Linked DNA regions of Homo sapiens: region 2 is linked to region 1. A link is a loop called in an ENCODE intact Hi-C map of the cell type or tissue named here. Cell type or tissue: mammary epithelial cell. All regions are shown on one strand. Each heading gives the region's core, and the rest is flanking DNA. Links, peaks and the distances in the headings are about the cores only.

Region 1 (8,344 bases), core at 18-8,017:
AACATGAGGTTTAGAGGGTTAAATATCCAAACTACAACACCGCTCATATTAACAGCACCTTGATTTGTGCCCTTCCATAGTACCACATTCTTCTATAAAGTTAGGACATTTGAGATTTGAATGAATCAGTATCTTTCCTTTTCAGAATTCTGAGGTTCATTTTGTTAACAGGAAAAAAGAAATTACACTGGAAGCCTACCTATCAAATGCTGAATCTAAAATGAGGAGAAGTTTGATGAGAAAACAATTTGAACTCTCAAATTCCTCTACCTCGAGAACATTTTCCATAATTGCATAAGAATCTCTTGCTTCTTTAAATTCCAATAGCTCTTATAGGCTGCCCCATACCACCTAGAACTTATTCTTACAGTGCCAATTTGAATCATTCATTGCTTTATGATGTACCCCTTGGGATTTCACTTGCTAACTAAATTATACATTCTTTAAGGCTAGGAAGTAGGAGTCTACTATTTCTATCCACAATTATGGTTGGCTTCATGTTGGGCAGTGTTAGGTACTTCCTTGTTGACGGTTTCCATGAAAAACACTACAAAGGTAATGAAATAACCTTACATAACAAGGTGACATAGAAGAAAAAAAAAGTAATAATATATCGGCTATTTTCTTTTTATCACCAACACATAAACACTGCCTCTTTGTTAAAACAAATTTCACTTAGGGAGTTCAATAAAGCAAAGTAGAGGAACGATAACCGATCTGCTTAGTTCCTGAGAAAAATTTAGTGTCAAAAGAAACAAGGGGTGATTAAACAAAACAAAATACTGAAACACCAGATCTTTTAAAATGCTAGTTTTTTTGTTTGAATCAAAACTAATTAATTCAAAACAAACATGGAAAATTATGAAAGATAAGGAAAAGAAGAATCTGGTTCCACGCTGTACTTGAACACCCCCCTTACAAAGCCTTAGATAAAAATGCAAGAAAAAAATAATTACAAAGCACTTAATATAAAATCATTCTCCAGTTGAGAAAAGCCAAAACTGTAATGACAACAGAGTACAGCTATTATTGAGAACTGAGTTGACAAAGCCAAAAATATTGAACTAATTTCCTTGCCGAAAAGCATTACAGAAATATTTCTGATACTATGCTATTTTAGAAAACGATCTTACAAAAATCTTCCCCGAAATGAAGTTCCTGTTTTTATAGGCTGTGTATGAGCCTTGATTTAATCTATTCCAGTTGCTTTTGGAGATAGAGACTGATCTAACAAGAAATTACATAAAGCAAGGTAATTGTTCTGGGGGCAGAGGGTGGGGGACGGAATGAAGAGATGTCATTATACCATGACCGTGAGTTCAACAGACAGGACCATATCTAAATCAGAGGGTAATAAACTTCTGAAACCCACAAACTCCTTCCACTGGAACAATGCTGTGTTCATGCCAGTACTTTTTATTTTTACAAAAGCAATTTACTATTTTTCATAGTACATAAATGATTAAAATGTATACTTTAGCTCAGTATAACTCTATTTTACAATATATAGTTTGTTGTTGTTGTTGTTGTTGAGATGAAGTCTCACTCTGTCGCCCAGGCTGGAGTGCAGTAGCACAATCTCAGCTTACTGCAACCTCCGCCTCCCGAGTTCAGGCGATTCTCCTGCCTCAACCCCCCGAGTAGCTGGGATTCCAGGTGCACGCCACCACGCCAGGCTAATTTTTGTATTTTTAGTAGAGATGAGGTTTCACCATGTTGGCCAGGCTGGCCTCAAACTCCTGACCTTAAGTGATCCTCTCGCCTCAGCCTCCCAAAATGCTGGGATTAAAGGCATGAGCCATCACACCCTGGCTGATCTATAGTTCAGTTTTAAAACCATCTTTAAGTAGTCATTATGAAGATAAAATACACTATGCAATGTTAAACTAATTTCAAGGAAAGAGACAAAAAAGGCAAAATTTGGGGAGTTGGCTGGTGGGATTTAAAACAGTGAAATTTCTTGTGGTCAATTTAGCTAAGCTTATTTCTGGTTAGTGATCCAGAGACCCAGCCAACAATTCACACCCACTGTCCTTTCACAAAACTGAATCAGGATAGAAAATAGCAGCATCCTGGCAGGCCGGCAGCCATTCAGCTGATGCACAGTGTTTTTCCAGCCTAGGCGGCAACCCCAGAGCTTCCACTCACCCTACCCGACCCCTGCCTGGCCCCCTGACCCTGAAAACTGTGTAGCAAGACCTCACTCCTCAGATAGTGGCCAGTTTATACTTGAGTTACAAAGGAAGATCATAAATCTAGCAAACTTCCTCCTTAAATTGGGACAGTTTCTTTGCCAGATGTTCATTTTTACTGGCTTTTTTCACATAACAATGGGAGTGGGGAGAGGATACATTCATTATACAAGTGATTTTCAAATAGCAACACCAAAAGAGGGCAGGAGGAAAGCACAGGCATCACCCAACCACCTGGGCTGTGTCCCCACCAACAGCACAATGGAGCAAAGCTGGCGAGGGAGTAGGACACAGAGGGCTTAATAGACAGCAGCATTATCCAAGGCACATGGCAGGCAAGATGGAAGGAATACAAATAACGTAACTCATTGAAGATGATGTTTTTTCCCGTTTTTTGACACAACCAGATATTACTTGGCCAGCTACACAACACATTTGCCTTTCCATCCCCACCCATCTGTAATTTTTTCTTTTTTCAATCAGATGTTCTGTTCACACACTGGTCCATAAATAACTTGCTTGGAGTCTGATAATTTTCCTTTTTTTTTTTTTTCCTTAAACTCCATAAACTGTTTCCTGTAGAGTTTTAGCCAATGTGGAAGGTGAGGCTGACCATGAGTCCCAAGTTGTGTGGGCCGTTGCATGGAAGCAACAGGTTTTTTAAGTTTATCCAACACACACACACACACACACACACACACACACACACACACACACACATTGGATAGCAAAAGCTGAAGAGAAGCATCTGCAGCCTGCACATACAACAGAGCTGTTAAATTCCTGGCTCACAAGCAACAGAGAAGAAGTCAGCTCAGAGGCCAAAGATTTCCAGGAACGTCGATGTTTAGGGAAGATCATAAACTGTAGCAGTCAACTCAAGTCCTCCCAGACTCTGCCCGAGAATGATGCTGTACACTTACGATTTTCAAAGACAAAATGAACACAAATAGCATATCCCTGCATTTTCTTTTCCCTTGTCTTCCCAGCCCCCAAACCTCTCCCACTCCCCCCAACCACTCTCACACCTTATTTATTGTAAACTCATTCCCTACTGCTGGCCTCATGCTCACTTCTATGCACCCAATTCCCTCCTCTTTCCCCTTTTTTTGCAAGTTTCCCCGTCACCTCTACCATGGCGAAATTAACATTTTAGTACAAGTTTTAAATATCCCCCAGGCACAGGCAAAACTAGAGATGCAGCATCTGTTTTTCTATATTACAGAGAACTGAAAGATCAGCTACAAATTTTCTTTGCTAATACTTAAGTGGCTGCATGATGCTAATTAAAAACTCATTTTATTCTTTGTGGTTTATCACTAAAATACAGGTAGTATCTTTTATATCCCCTAGTGGCAACAGTTTCAGATCAGTTAATACGACTAAGAAACTCTCAGTATGTTTTGGCTGACAAATTTTTTTTATTAAAACTATCAGTCATACAAACTTTGTGGATGTGAAATCTTTGGCAGGTCATCTCTATCTCCTCAGCTCAAGATGAATTTTTCTTAGACTTGTTTCAGTCTATAAAGTGTTCACTATAATCAATGAAGTAACATCAATGTATAAGGTAGGAAGTTTACATTCTACGTCCCACATCCACCACCCCCACAAAGGAAAATACTGTCAACTATAGGTAGTCCACAGCCTCCTCCAAGCCTTTTGCTTTTTCCTTACAAGTATTACATTGTGTATATAAGCACAGAGGACCATCCAGTGCCTAGCAGCTCTAGGTCAGCTGTTCTGTTAATCTTGCTCCTTCTTTCATGTTATTCTTGTCCCTCAAACAAACAACAACGTTTCCTGAGCTAATCCCATCTTACTGGTACAGGTAGCTGGTGAGGTCTCCTCCACTGTAGTGTGAGGCATTTCTACATCTGGCCCCTCCCTGAAAAGAAAGTTGAAATGCATACTGTTAAGTGGCACACAGAGGGAATGAAGAGAAAGGCAGCCAAGCTTGGGCCTCAGAATAAGACAGGCTCAGCCCCAGATGGAGTATTTCCTTCCTGTTATAGGTGTTGCCTTTCCCATTCCACCTCTTCGGATGGCTAGGAATTACTTTGTTCTTGTTTTACCCTTTCTGCTAACCTCAATTCTTCCCCACTGTAGGGAACACTTCTTTTGTTGACAGCACTCTTCTCATGGGTTTAGCCTGGAAGCAGGAGGATGGATGCTGAACAGATTCTCCCATTCCACAGGCATCCTTTGCACTCTACCCTGCTGGACAGGGTCTCGCTGTTGCTCAGGCTGGAGTGCAGTGGTACCATCGTGGCTCACTGCAGCCTCAACCTCCTGGGCTCAAGGTATCCTCCTGCCTCAGCCTCCCAAATAGCTAGGACTGTAGGCACATGCTACCACACCTGGCTAATTTTTTATTTTTTGTAGATGGAGTCTATGTTGCACAGACTGGTCTCAAACTCCTAGCCTCAAGTGATCCTCCCGCCTCAGCCTCCCAAAGTGCAAGGATTATAGGCATGAGCCACCACACCTGGCTTGTGTCCTAGTTGACACCAAAACCATTTACCAGGATCTTGCCAACTGATTCCAGCCAGTCTAACTTAGCTCAAAGGCATTAATGTGGCCATTAGTTTTGGAGGCAAATTAATTAAGTACTGTGATTTTAAATATATATGTGTGTGTGTGCATATATACATACACACAGGTATATATATGTGTGCATATGTCTGTTTACAGACAGATATAGATATGCAATCTGGATCCAAAGTGGATACACAGTAACTAAATTATACGTTATCTCAGTTTTTCTTTTGTGATCAGCATGTCTTGGAAAAATAAATTATATGTTATCTCAGTTTTTCTTGTGTGACCAGCATGTCTTGGAAAAATAGAACTTTTGATTGTGCAAGTATTGCTCGTGTGTCTTGGCCTTCAATGCCAATAAAACACCTAGGCTTAAGTAGCTAAAAAGCTTATTTGCGGACTTGCTTGCACTAAGGGTTTCACCAATGGTCTGACCTCTCTCTTGCCCTCAATTGTGAAATAATAAGAAGACACTTGCTACAACCACCCACAGGCAAGCTCTTTATATAGAGGTAGATTGCTTCATCTTGTAAGTGTGAAATGTATTTTACCATCTATAAATCACAAACCCCAACAGGACCCAGCATAGGGCCTATTCATTTCACAGTACTAAAATGAAACACTTTTGCAGATACACAGAAAATAATTTCTAAAGGAAATAATTCATCTAGCCAGGCGTTGTGGCTCACACCTGTAATCCCAGCACTTTGAGAGGCCGAGGTGGGCGTATCACTTGAGGTCAGGAGTTCAACACCAGCCATGGTGAAACCCCGTCTCCTACTAAAAATACAAAAATTAGCTGGTGTGGTGGTGTGCGCCTGTAATCCCAGCTACTCCAGAGGCTGAGGCACATGCATCACTTGAACCCAGGAGATGGAGGTTGCAGTGAGCCAAGATCACACCACTGCACTCCAGCCTGGGCAACAGAGTGAGACTGTGTCTCAAAAAGGAAAAAAAAAAAAAAGAAAGAATTCATCTAAAAGTGTTTTATTATATTTCAAACACACATAACTATAAAGACTATAATGCATTCCCTATAAACCTAGACCCATTTCTTATCAAATCTTACCCTTTGCCACATTTTCTTCAGGTTTTTTCACATACATTTTAAAGATGTTTTTTAATGGTCACAGTATGGCTAACTCAAGAACTAAGGGAAGAAACCATTGGAAATTGGTTCCACTTTTAAGTTAAAAATCTAGACTATAAATTATTCTTAGCTTACTTCCTAATAATTTTAGTTTTCGCCGATATCATTGATAGATAATGTAAAATTTCTACCTTTACTTGGAGACACTAAACTCTTAGCAACATATTTGTAAGTCAGTATTAGGTTTTATCTTTTAGATGGAATTAAAGCAGTCCTTTCACCTAAGTTCCCTACCTATGTTCAAGAAAAATTTCTGAGTTTTTGTTATCTATAACTTATGATTGATGAAAATAATAGTACTTTTACTTCTGGCATTAAATTTATTTTTAAGTACTGAGTGCAAAACAAAGAAGTTGGAAAGTTTACAAAAATTTCAAACAAGGAAATCAGAACTGCTGTGACCACAAAGTCCCTTAGGGACAAGTTTTCATTGCTGTAGAATATAAGATTTATGTGAAGGTTATCAGAGGTTAATACACTTATGCTGGTCTCATTACTGATATTACAAAACTGCCTAACATGGTATATGAAGAACACAGAGTATATACTCAATAAATATTTGTGGGATCCATATATTGTCTGGATTATGCAAAAGAGCCAACCCAACTGCCTATTAAATTAATATAACTTGACTTTAACACACACAGAAGAAAACTAAATATTTTAAGTTAAGCAATTTACTAACGGCTCATTTCTGTTATATTTTGCTAGAATATTCCTAAACCCTCAAATAGTAGGATTACGTAACTAACAAGGCCTACTGATGCAGGGCATGTTACGATAGCTTTTTTATTCTGAATCTGATAAAGATACAAGAAAACAAAATTACACAGAAAAATTTATTCTTCCCCCCAGAAAACAACTTAGAGAACTTAGCAGCCACGTTCAAGCCTCTTAATCCTCTGAAGAAAGTAAAGCCTGAATAACAAGCTTCATAACTCAAGGATGTTCCAAAGCACTGTTACGGACTAACTCAATGAAACATTAACTTATTTTCAAGATCTTAACATCTGAATTCCAAAAGCCAAAGGAAGAAAGTGAATAAGAAGGGTTGAGAAAAGGAAAGTGTTTAACCTTCCATTTAAAAGAAAATTCAACCAGAAACTGTCTTTTCTCCAAGTAATCCTAGTTAATTGAGGTTTTATTGTACAGTAGTTCACATAACCCCAAAGAAATATTTCCAGGTCAAAATGCTTATAGCCCAGTCCCCAGTTGTCTATTAACCAACCCAGCTATGTAAATAGCTCCTGAAAGAATCGTATATTGTTAGGAACATAAAAAGTTCTCCTTTAACAGAGGGTAGCAGGAAGCTTAAGTCTTGTGACACACAAAAGCATGCAGTGTGGCACGGGAACTTCCCGTAAATTACATTAACTTTACAGCGATTTCTTTTGCTGATTCAAGAAAGAGAGCAAATACCAAAGAGCTGAAAGGTGACAAGAATATCCTGACACAGACTTGTTCAGGATAACAATCCACTTGAGCTCAGTTCCCAGTAACCATGGGGACTAGCATGATCCGTTGCTATCTATTTATCTTAGGCCTCAAGATACCCAAGTTCTGGTCCTTTCCATGAAATCAAGCAATTATTCTCGGAGATGAGAAGTTTGCCAATTATACAATAAAATCCTCCTCTAAATATTCTTTTTCAGAAATTGCACGCTCCTCCCATGTCCCTGCACAGCCTGAGGTGTGGTTTAATAAGCAATTTTGTTAAAAGCTTTCTTTTGGCAGTGAAATCACTAAGCTTTCTCTTCAAACTATTCTTTACCTGTAGAATGAGAGGGGATGCAGTCTCTATTCTGCTACAATTGCTAGGCGAAATGGAGATGCCGCTAGCACAGAACAATACCCTTCTTCAAGGAGAATCACTGGCTTTCACCTTCATGGAGTACTCCTCCCATATTTATGTTAAAACATTCGATTTTTTAAATGTATAATGTTGGAATGAAGGACACATTTTCAGTTTTCAAAGAACCATCAGATAAATTGTCAACACACACACACACAAAACCAGTTAGAGGTTGAAAACTATATCTATCTATCTATCTATGACAGGCAGAGAGTCTTACTCTGTCCCCCAGGCTGGAGTGCAGTGGCACAATCACGGCTCAACCTCCTGGGCTCAAGCGATCCTCCCACTTCAGCCTCCCGAGTAGCTGGGACCACAGGTGTGCACCACCAGGTTCAAGCGATTCTCCTGCCTCAGCCTTCCAAGTAGCTGGGACTACAGGTGCACACCACCATGCCTGGCTAATTTTTGTATTTTTAGTAGAGACGGGGTTTCATCATGTTGGCCAGGATGGTCTTGATCTCTTGACCTCGTGATCTGCCCGCCTTGGCCTCCCAAAGTGCTGGGATTACAGGCGTGAGCCACCGTGCCCGGCCATGCATGGCTAATTTTTAACATTATTTTGTAGACATCAGGTCTCACTGTGTTGCCCAGAATGATCTCAAACTT
Region 2 (8,344 bases), core at 299-8,298, 52 kb before region 1:
CCCATGGGGAGCCACAGAGGATCCATGAGCAGTCTGTACTATTCTCCCTTCCCTCCCCATCAAGGGAGGCCTGGGATGAGCCCCCAGAGGCAGCTGAGCCCAGGATGAGCCCTACAATAGGTTTCATCTCACAACTGCAGCGCCAGCAAAGGACCAGAATCCTTTAAACACAGACTAATCACTTCCTGGTATTAAATAAGGAGGCTGGTTTGGAGAGTTCTGTTCATAGAGATATCTAATTTAGGCTCTTCCTTTTCTGCCCGAGAGGTTTCATTTAAAACTATTTAGAAGAAAATCTAAATAGAAAATGCTTAAAATTTTTTTTTAAAAAAAGCAAATTAAGTATCTTCTATTCAATTTGCACAAAAGATTAACGAATCAAGTATTCGAGGACTCCAGACACAGTTAAAGGAAAACTGCCCAACCTAGACTGTCTGGCTGAAATTTAAAGCCCCGAATTGAAATCTTTTTCTCCCCCACCATAATACAGCTGAGAATTTTAAGCTCATTTTAACTGCAAGCCATGTCTTATTTCAACAAATCTCCTTTTTTTCCAGGCTTTAAGCATTACAATTATGTTGTGTGGAACAGATCATTTCCTCCTGCCAGCTCCTGACAGAATCTTACTAAAGCAGGGGTGGTTAATCCACCATCCATTTTATTTTTTCTGAGCTGAATGACTGATCTTGAAAGATGAAGCACAGACCAAACATGGCCATTCAGGTGAACGCACATGGGCCAGGGCAGAAATGTCGGGAATGAAGGCCCAAACAGACATCTTATGTCCTGCTCCAGTTTATTATTTGTGAGGAAGCAAAACATTTTCTGGGAAGCTTATCTGTTGTTTTGTTTCACTTTGTTCTCTTTGCCTAAACCCAGAAACAGCTGATCTAAAGGAAAATTGGAACTGTGCCAGGAGGAAGCCCACCTCTTCCTTCTAAGCATCTTCCTCCATGTGGGGTATGGAAGTGGGGGCCTAAGCAGCACTCCCTAGGAGTGTGCATATTTTTTCCTTTCTATTCAGAACTGGAAAAATGTGGAAGGAATTTTTTGGAGGTAGGATGAATTCTGCATGAGGAAAGGTCTCAGTCTTCTGTATAAACATCAGCATCTCTGCCACACTCAACTCAGGGTGAGCATTAGGACTCAATGCTGAGGTCTGAGCCATCTAGCCTGAAGGTTACAAGTTTGGAGATTTCAGAAAACCTTTAGAAATCGATTCTAAAACAGAATCTTGCTGTCCCTTTGCAAAGAAATAGTGCAGAAAAACACCTGTCTGGGGATGTATTTTGTGTATATGGGTGTGTCTGTATTTATTTATTTATTTTTCTTTTTGAGACACAGTTTTTTGCTCTTTTTGCCCAGGCTGGAGTGCAATGGCACAATCTCAGCTCACTGCAACCTCCGCCTCCTGGGTTCAAGCGATTCTCCTACCTCAGCCTCCCGAGTAGCTGGGATTACAGGTGCCTGCCACCATGCCTGGCTCATTTTTGTAGTTTTAGTAGAGACAGGGTTTCACCATGTTGGTCTTGAACTCCTGACCTCAGGTGATCCACCCACCTTAGCTTCCCAAAGTGCTGGGATTACAGACGTGAGCCACTGTGCCAGGCCTGGGTGTATCCTCCTTTACAGACCTCTTTAAATGATGAAATTAAGACTGCCACATTCTTAGGGAAAGGGAGAAATGAGAGAAGTTAACAAGAACTGAACAATAGTCTCATTTGCAGGTGTAAGACCTGACAACAGGTCTTTTAGAAAGAAATGTGTGTGCCACATTTACGAGGGGAGAAGTATCATGATACTTTGACAGGTACGTTCCTGGATTGAAGGTTGTGTCACATTCAAGTCACATATGACATACAGCCAGTGATGAAGTTCTGCACTACACTGTCATCATCACTACTAGATTTTATTTCCCCTTGTCTACATATTAACCGTAAGAGAAAGGCCTAGGAAACTTCCAAAAGGAAATAATAGCTGTTCTCCTTTGCTGGACTTTTTTTTTTTTTTTTTTTTGGTCGGGGGGTGGGCGGTGAGGGGAGGAAGAGTTAGAGTAGAAGATAAAGAAAAAGATTTTTTTTTTAATGCAAGCATCAAGAGCCCTGAAAATGGCTAACTAGGTAAAGTATACCATTCTTTTCTCAAGAATCACACACTGAAACAACAGAGAGAATCAGCCTGAGAGATTTTCGCAGGAGCCTTAAAAGCAGGAGTTGTAGGTCAATGGAAAAACAAATGCTATCTGGTAAAGCACCCCTTCACCCATCTTGAGCAAGGACAGCTCTGCCCTGAGACATCCCAGGACTGATTCAGGCCCACAGGGCCGTGCCAGGCTACATGCTTTACCACGAGGCATCAGTTTAAACCAATTGTGTGGCTGCACAAAGCAGGGCTTGTTTGTAAAAGGGGAGAGTCTGTTGAGAATGGAATCAGCTATTCTCTACTTACCTTCTCAGGCCAGGGGCAGGGGTTGGGGGGAGTAGGGGGGAGCTGCTAAAAGCATCAACACAGGATGTGAGTGCACAGCTGGGATGACAAAGGCCCAGTGATTTTTCAAGGTCTCTGGAAATGCACCAAGGCATAAAAAACTGAAAGGCAAGTATTCCCTTTGCAAAGCCTGCTCTTCTAGGGGCCTGAATACCTCTGGAATGCACTCACTGCCCTACGTAATTGGAAATAGCAGTGACTCAACAACCATCAGAGGTACGTGACTCTCATGTCAGGAAAGAACTTTTATACACATCTTCAAGTGAGAAGGTTGTTTTTTTTCCTTTGTCTTCTTACGTTGTTGGTCTCCCAAGGTTGTTTTTTGTGGAGGCTCTGGCAGAGGCTCTAATGCAGAGGAAGGAAGGTCTCTTCCAATGCAGGAGGATTCTGCTCGCTAATAAGGAAGCAATAACAAAGAGTGGAAACAAATCCATCTTACCTTCCTGGTTACAGCTGGATCCAGATAGCCTTTGAGCTTTTGAATGTATGTATGGGGAGGATTCTTCACCTGGAATCGTTCCTGCAGAAAGCACAAAAGTCCAAAGCATGAAAGGTATGAAGCCATGACACAGTCAGCCACATCAGATTATGTTACCAAAATATGACCAAAATGCATCCACAGTATAAATGTGGCCCTGCGAGCAGTCATTTTGTACTAACTGTTTTGCATCTTGGTAGTAGATGTGATCCCCTCTTTGCATAGGAGGAAAACTGAAGCTCAGAGAAATGCAGAACTCTCTTTGATGACACTGCTGGTCACATGTACATGTGGGTTTGAACCCACATCTGCTCAACTCCAGAGTCAGTACTGCTTTCTCTGTAGGGCCCTGCAGCTTCCATTCTAGGAATGGTGTTTTGCCCAACCTGTTTCAGGTCCTCCTTCAGCAGGTCTTCAATCTTTTGCATATTCTTTTGAATATCTTCAATGTTGGCAAATCTTTCTCTTTTGGATATTTATTTTATCTTTGAAAATAACAAAAGATTTGACTCAAACTGATAAAGCTAATTTTTTTCAAATATGAGCAACGAGTCAATTGCTGGAATGTGGGAGTGTTATGTTTGCATGGGTACACATGTGTGTGCCGACATGAATGGATTCCAACCTGGAAGATCCAAAAGTATCCTGAGCAAAGGCAGTCACTGGAATAAGCATAAACATACACAATATACAGTCCAAGGTGATATCTGAATGTAGGTCAGAGGTGGGGCCCAAGAATCAACATTTCTAACACGTTTTATGCTAATGCTGCCAAAAGAGGAACCATACTTTGAAAAATTCATGCCACGTGTATCAGGTTTTATAGACCCTAATGTCCAAAGCAGAACAGGCAACAGTAAAAACCTGGGTAGAAGCCACATGTCCACAAACCATAAAATGAACCAGTACTTATATTTACGTTCATACAATGGTATACTAGATTACAATGAAAACAAGCCATGTACTGCATGCTCCTATGAATGGATCTCACAAACCTGATGCTGAGCCAAGAAGAACACCTGATTTCATTTCTTCACACTTATAAAATAGGTGACATTAAACTTTAATGGTTACAGATACACACTCAAGGGGTAACACTATACATATAGATATATGGTTTTATATTGTGTGTATATATGCGTACTTGGAGATGATCAGCCTGAAAGTCATGGTTGGAGGACTGAAGTGGGGAAAGTCATAATCAAAGGGGGAAATATGGCACATTCCTAAGAGGCCAGCAGTTCTATTTCTTGATCTGAGTAGCAGTTACAAAGGTGCTGGCTTTATACTACTTACTATGCTGGTTCTCGGGCTTAACTACCTTTTCTATATAGATGCTATATTTCTCACAAAAAAAAGTTTAAATCAGCTCTAAAGGAAAAATAAAGATTCATCAAGAAATGAGGACAAGCCTGGGTAACATGGTGAAACCCCATCTCTACAAAAAATACAAAAAATTAGCTGGGTGTGGTGGCACATGCCTGTAGTCCCAGCTATCCAGGAGACTGAGGTGGAAGAACCACCTGAGCCTGGGAGGTTAAGGCTGCAGTGAGCCCTGATCGTGCCACTGCACTCCAGCCTGGGTAACAGAGCGAGACCCTGTCTAAAACAAAAAAAAGAAAAGAAAAGAAAAAAAGAAATGAGGATAATCTTTATCATGTTCTTTTCTACGTACAACCCAAAAGGTATTTTCTTACTTTAATTCTTTATAATCTGATTATCACTTACTCCACAACGGAATTTTTTGGTATTTCACTCTGACAATTGGCCAGCATGTGCATGCATTTGTTTATCCCATAGAAACTTGTATTTCTCCAACACAGGGAACCACAACATTCTGCATGGTCCACTGAAGCCTTGCTTGCTTGTAGATTTTAAAATGCTAAAGGCCACTGTAATAATACTGAAAAGATAATCTTATTATTATTATTAATTTTTAATTATACTTTAAGTTTTAGGGTACATGTGCACATTGTGCAGGTTAGTTACATATGTATACGTGTGCCATGCTGGTGCGCTGCACCCACTAACTCGTCATCTAGCATTAGGTATATCTCCCAATGCTATCCCTCCCCCCTCCCCCCACCCCACCACAGTCCCCAGAGTGTGATATTCCCCTTCCTGTGTCCATGTGATCTCATTGTTCAATTCCCACCTATGAGATAATCTTATTATTTAAAATCTATATTTGTTATTGTTTATCCTTGAAAATAGGGGGAATGGTTTGTAGTAGGACACCTATTAATATTTTCCCTTTATTTAAAAATAATCAGGGTGAATTTTGTAGTATATGAACTCTATCTCAATCAAGCTGCTTTTAAAAAAAGAACAGCACACTTTTTCTAATTATTCCTTCAAATGTTCTATCTCGAGAGCAATTTCTAAGTAATCACAACTATTCAACATCTCTAGTGCCATCACTGTGTCTGTGTATAAACTACTTTTTTTAAATCACCATCACCTCACCAAGGAATCAGAGGGGATCCTATTGCCATGGGGATTTAGCAGTAGTCCAGCTGAGGGCTAAAATAATCACAAGAAGCTCAGAAAAATGAACTGATGAGCTATCTAGAAGCCAGTCATTATTTCCAACCTCATGTATGACAACAGCTGATGCCAAACACATATCAGAATATAAATAAATATTATCCTTTTAAATAATATAATTCCAATTATTCAAAAAAAATTTTTTTGAGAGAGTCTCACTCTGTCACCCAGGCTGGAATGCAGTGGCACAATCACAGCTCACTGCAGCCTCGACTTCCCAGGTTCAAGCAATCCTCCTAATTCCACCTCCTAAGAAGTTGGATCTATAGGTGCAGGCAACCACGCCCAGCTAATTTTCTAAAGACAAGGTCTCACCATGTTGCCCAGGCTGGTATTGAACTCCTGGGCTCAATTTTATTTTTACAATAATAAAATTTGGTGGAGTAGCACATGTAACGCAGTAGCATTCACTCATTTAGTGAGCCCTATCTTTGACAGTCAGTAAAGGCAGCTTTTTTTCATTTCCTATTTGGGACTGTGGCGACTCAGAAGGCTTACTCAAATACATACATTTGCTGGTCCTGTTGACTGGACTATATTTCCTTAGGACTTGAAATTATGAACAAGGTCTACATGTAATAAACTCACACTTTTTCAAATATGCTTATTTAGCATTTGTCGTTGTATTCCACATATTCTTCATTTGTTTGAGCAGCTTACTGATGTATTAAGAAAGAGAAAATAAGGAAGCCTCATGCTTTAAAACACAGTTGGTCCACATTGCATCCACTTCTAAGAAAACTCAGGTGGGGCCATTTGCCTTGGCATAGTCTGCCCATCTCCTCTTTCTACCTCCACTGCTGCCATGGAACCCGTGAAAAAGCTTGTGGCAAATGGGGAGAAGGAAGACAGAAAAAGAAGGTTCTGAAGTTCACTCTTGATTCCACCCACCCTCTAGAAGATGGAGTCATGGAAGCTGCCAATTTTGAGTGCTTTTTGCAAGAGGATCAAAATGAACAGAAAAGCTGGGAATCTCAATGGAGGGGTGGTAACTATCAAAAGGAGCAAGATCACCAAGACTTTGGAGGTGCCTTTTCAATTCATTTTGATAGCTCATCATGACTAAAGAATAACATTTCTACACAGTGCAACTCAAGTTGGTAACTTAATAAAGGTACTTATATCATTGATGTCAAGCAAGCAGGCAACGAGGTCCTGAAAATAACATGGGATATGAAGCAGTTTTAAAAGTGTGGGTAATGGAAGACTGCCAACCAAAGCAGTTTCGACTTTTAATACAATATCTAAAATTCTAATATTTAGAGGGAAAAATATATTAATTCAAATAAATAGGATGCCCATAATCCATCTGAAGTCCTTCAAAATAAATGTGTTTGGCAAGGTGCTGAAATTTTCTTATGTATTTTCCCAATGTTTCTGTTGTTCAAATTGGCCACATTGAAACAGAGAGAAAAGGTTTGGCAAATCAGGTGCTGAATTTATAACTCAAACAGTGGTTCCTTTAGATATTAGACAGGCAACCCCAAGTTTTACAAAAACAGTTGGGGCTTTGTATTCTTCCTCCATAACACTTTTATTTGGGTCCCTGGATGTAGGCCGAGTTTTCTTTTCTCTTCTCCCTCTCCCTCTCTCCTTCTTTCATGGTTCCCATGAAAGTTTTATATGAGTTTTATTTAAGAACTCATAAAAATACAGCTGGGTGCAGTGGCTCACGCCTGTAATCCCAGCACTTTGGGAGGCTGAGGCAGGTGGATCACCTGTGGTCAGGAGATTGAGACCAGCCTGGCCAACGTGGTGAAACCCCACCTCTACTAAAAATACAAAAATTAGTCAGGCGTGGTGGCGCGTGCCTGTAATCCCAGCTACTTGGGAGGCTGAGACAGGAGGATTACTTGAACCCAGGAGGTGGGGCTTGCAGTGAACTGAGATCATGCCACTGCAGTCCAGTCTGGGCGACAGAGTCTCCATCTCAAAAAACAAACAAACAAAAAAAAAAAACCTCATATAAAATATTCCAGATAATGAATTTTAATCCTCCTCTTCCTCTTCCCTGAACTGGTTAATTTAGAAGTAATGTAATTCGTAACTCCTTGCCTTTAGCAGCTACGTGCAATCCATCATGTAGATGATTCTTCAAATATCTTTTAGTGAGATATTTCAAATACAATTAACTTTTCATGTGGGGCAGTACTTTTTGTTTCTCTGATTTTTAACTTATCTTTCAGTGATACTTCACAGTTTATCACATTCTTTAGACCTCTTAGCTCACTCAAGCTTCTATATCTGGCAAGTAGATATTATCTCCATTTTGCAGATGAGGGAACTGAGGCTTAAAGATTAAATGACTTACCTGAAATCATATACTGTGTGTGTGTGTGTGTATGTGTAAGGTCTCTGATGTATTTTCCCAATGTTTCTGTTGTTCAAACACAGTTTTCTGACTTTTTCTGATGCTTGTTCATTTTACTACACTATAATAAGCATGCTCATCTTGAATTTAATAGTATAAACATTTTTTAAAGGGTGGAAACATGTTCTATTCTTCATTGAGTCCCAGTATGTAAAAGAATACTTGGCACACAGTTGATCTTCAACAATGTTCAAAGAATTAAACTTTTTAAAAATGTCACATACAAGTCACTTCTTTCATAAATTAAGGGTAACTTTTAAATGTAAAAGTAAACAAAGAGACTATAAGCACACTCTACAGGATGTACCCCAGCAGGTTCAGTAGACATAAGTTAGTCAAGCTCACGTCAGAGCCAAAGAACATTTGCTGATGAGCCGCAGCTGTGTCTCTCGTAGATCTAAAGCCGTCTAATGCCTTTCATAACCATACGTTTCCTCATTAACCCAATCCCCTAAGGCGTA

Evidence for each region. Hi-C counts contacts between places; a loop is a spot of excess contacts. Peaks named below come from ENCODE experiments on the same cell type or tissue, not always from the same donor. Only the 100,000 strongest peaks of a DNase experiment are listed, where the experiment ranks them.
Region 2: it touches region 1 in a loop (8-fold over the local background); 4 of 110 quality-filtered maps call a loop at or near these places.

Annotation. Positions count from the first base shown.
Region 1 is chr2:152,485,138-152,493,481 of GRCh38, reverse strand. All of the region lies in intron 1 of FMNL2 (formin like 2), which reads right to left. Among named protein-coding and RNA genes, the nearest start is that of FMNL2, 150 kb to the right of the region's middle. In mammary epithelial cell, for the core only: no CTCF peak of the experiment used is centred there; no DNase peak of the experiment used is centred there.
Region 2 is chr2:152,537,402-152,545,745 of GRCh38, reverse strand. It overlaps FMNL2 (formin like 2), which reads right to left. Exons shown (of 26, transcript NM_052905.4): 3 at 2,927-3,007. Among named protein-coding and RNA genes, the nearest start is that of PRPF40A, 180 kb to the left of the region's middle. In mammary epithelial cell, for the core only: no CTCF peak of the experiment used is centred there; a DNase peak (open chromatin) is centred at 2,645; H3K27ac peaks cover 2,258 bases.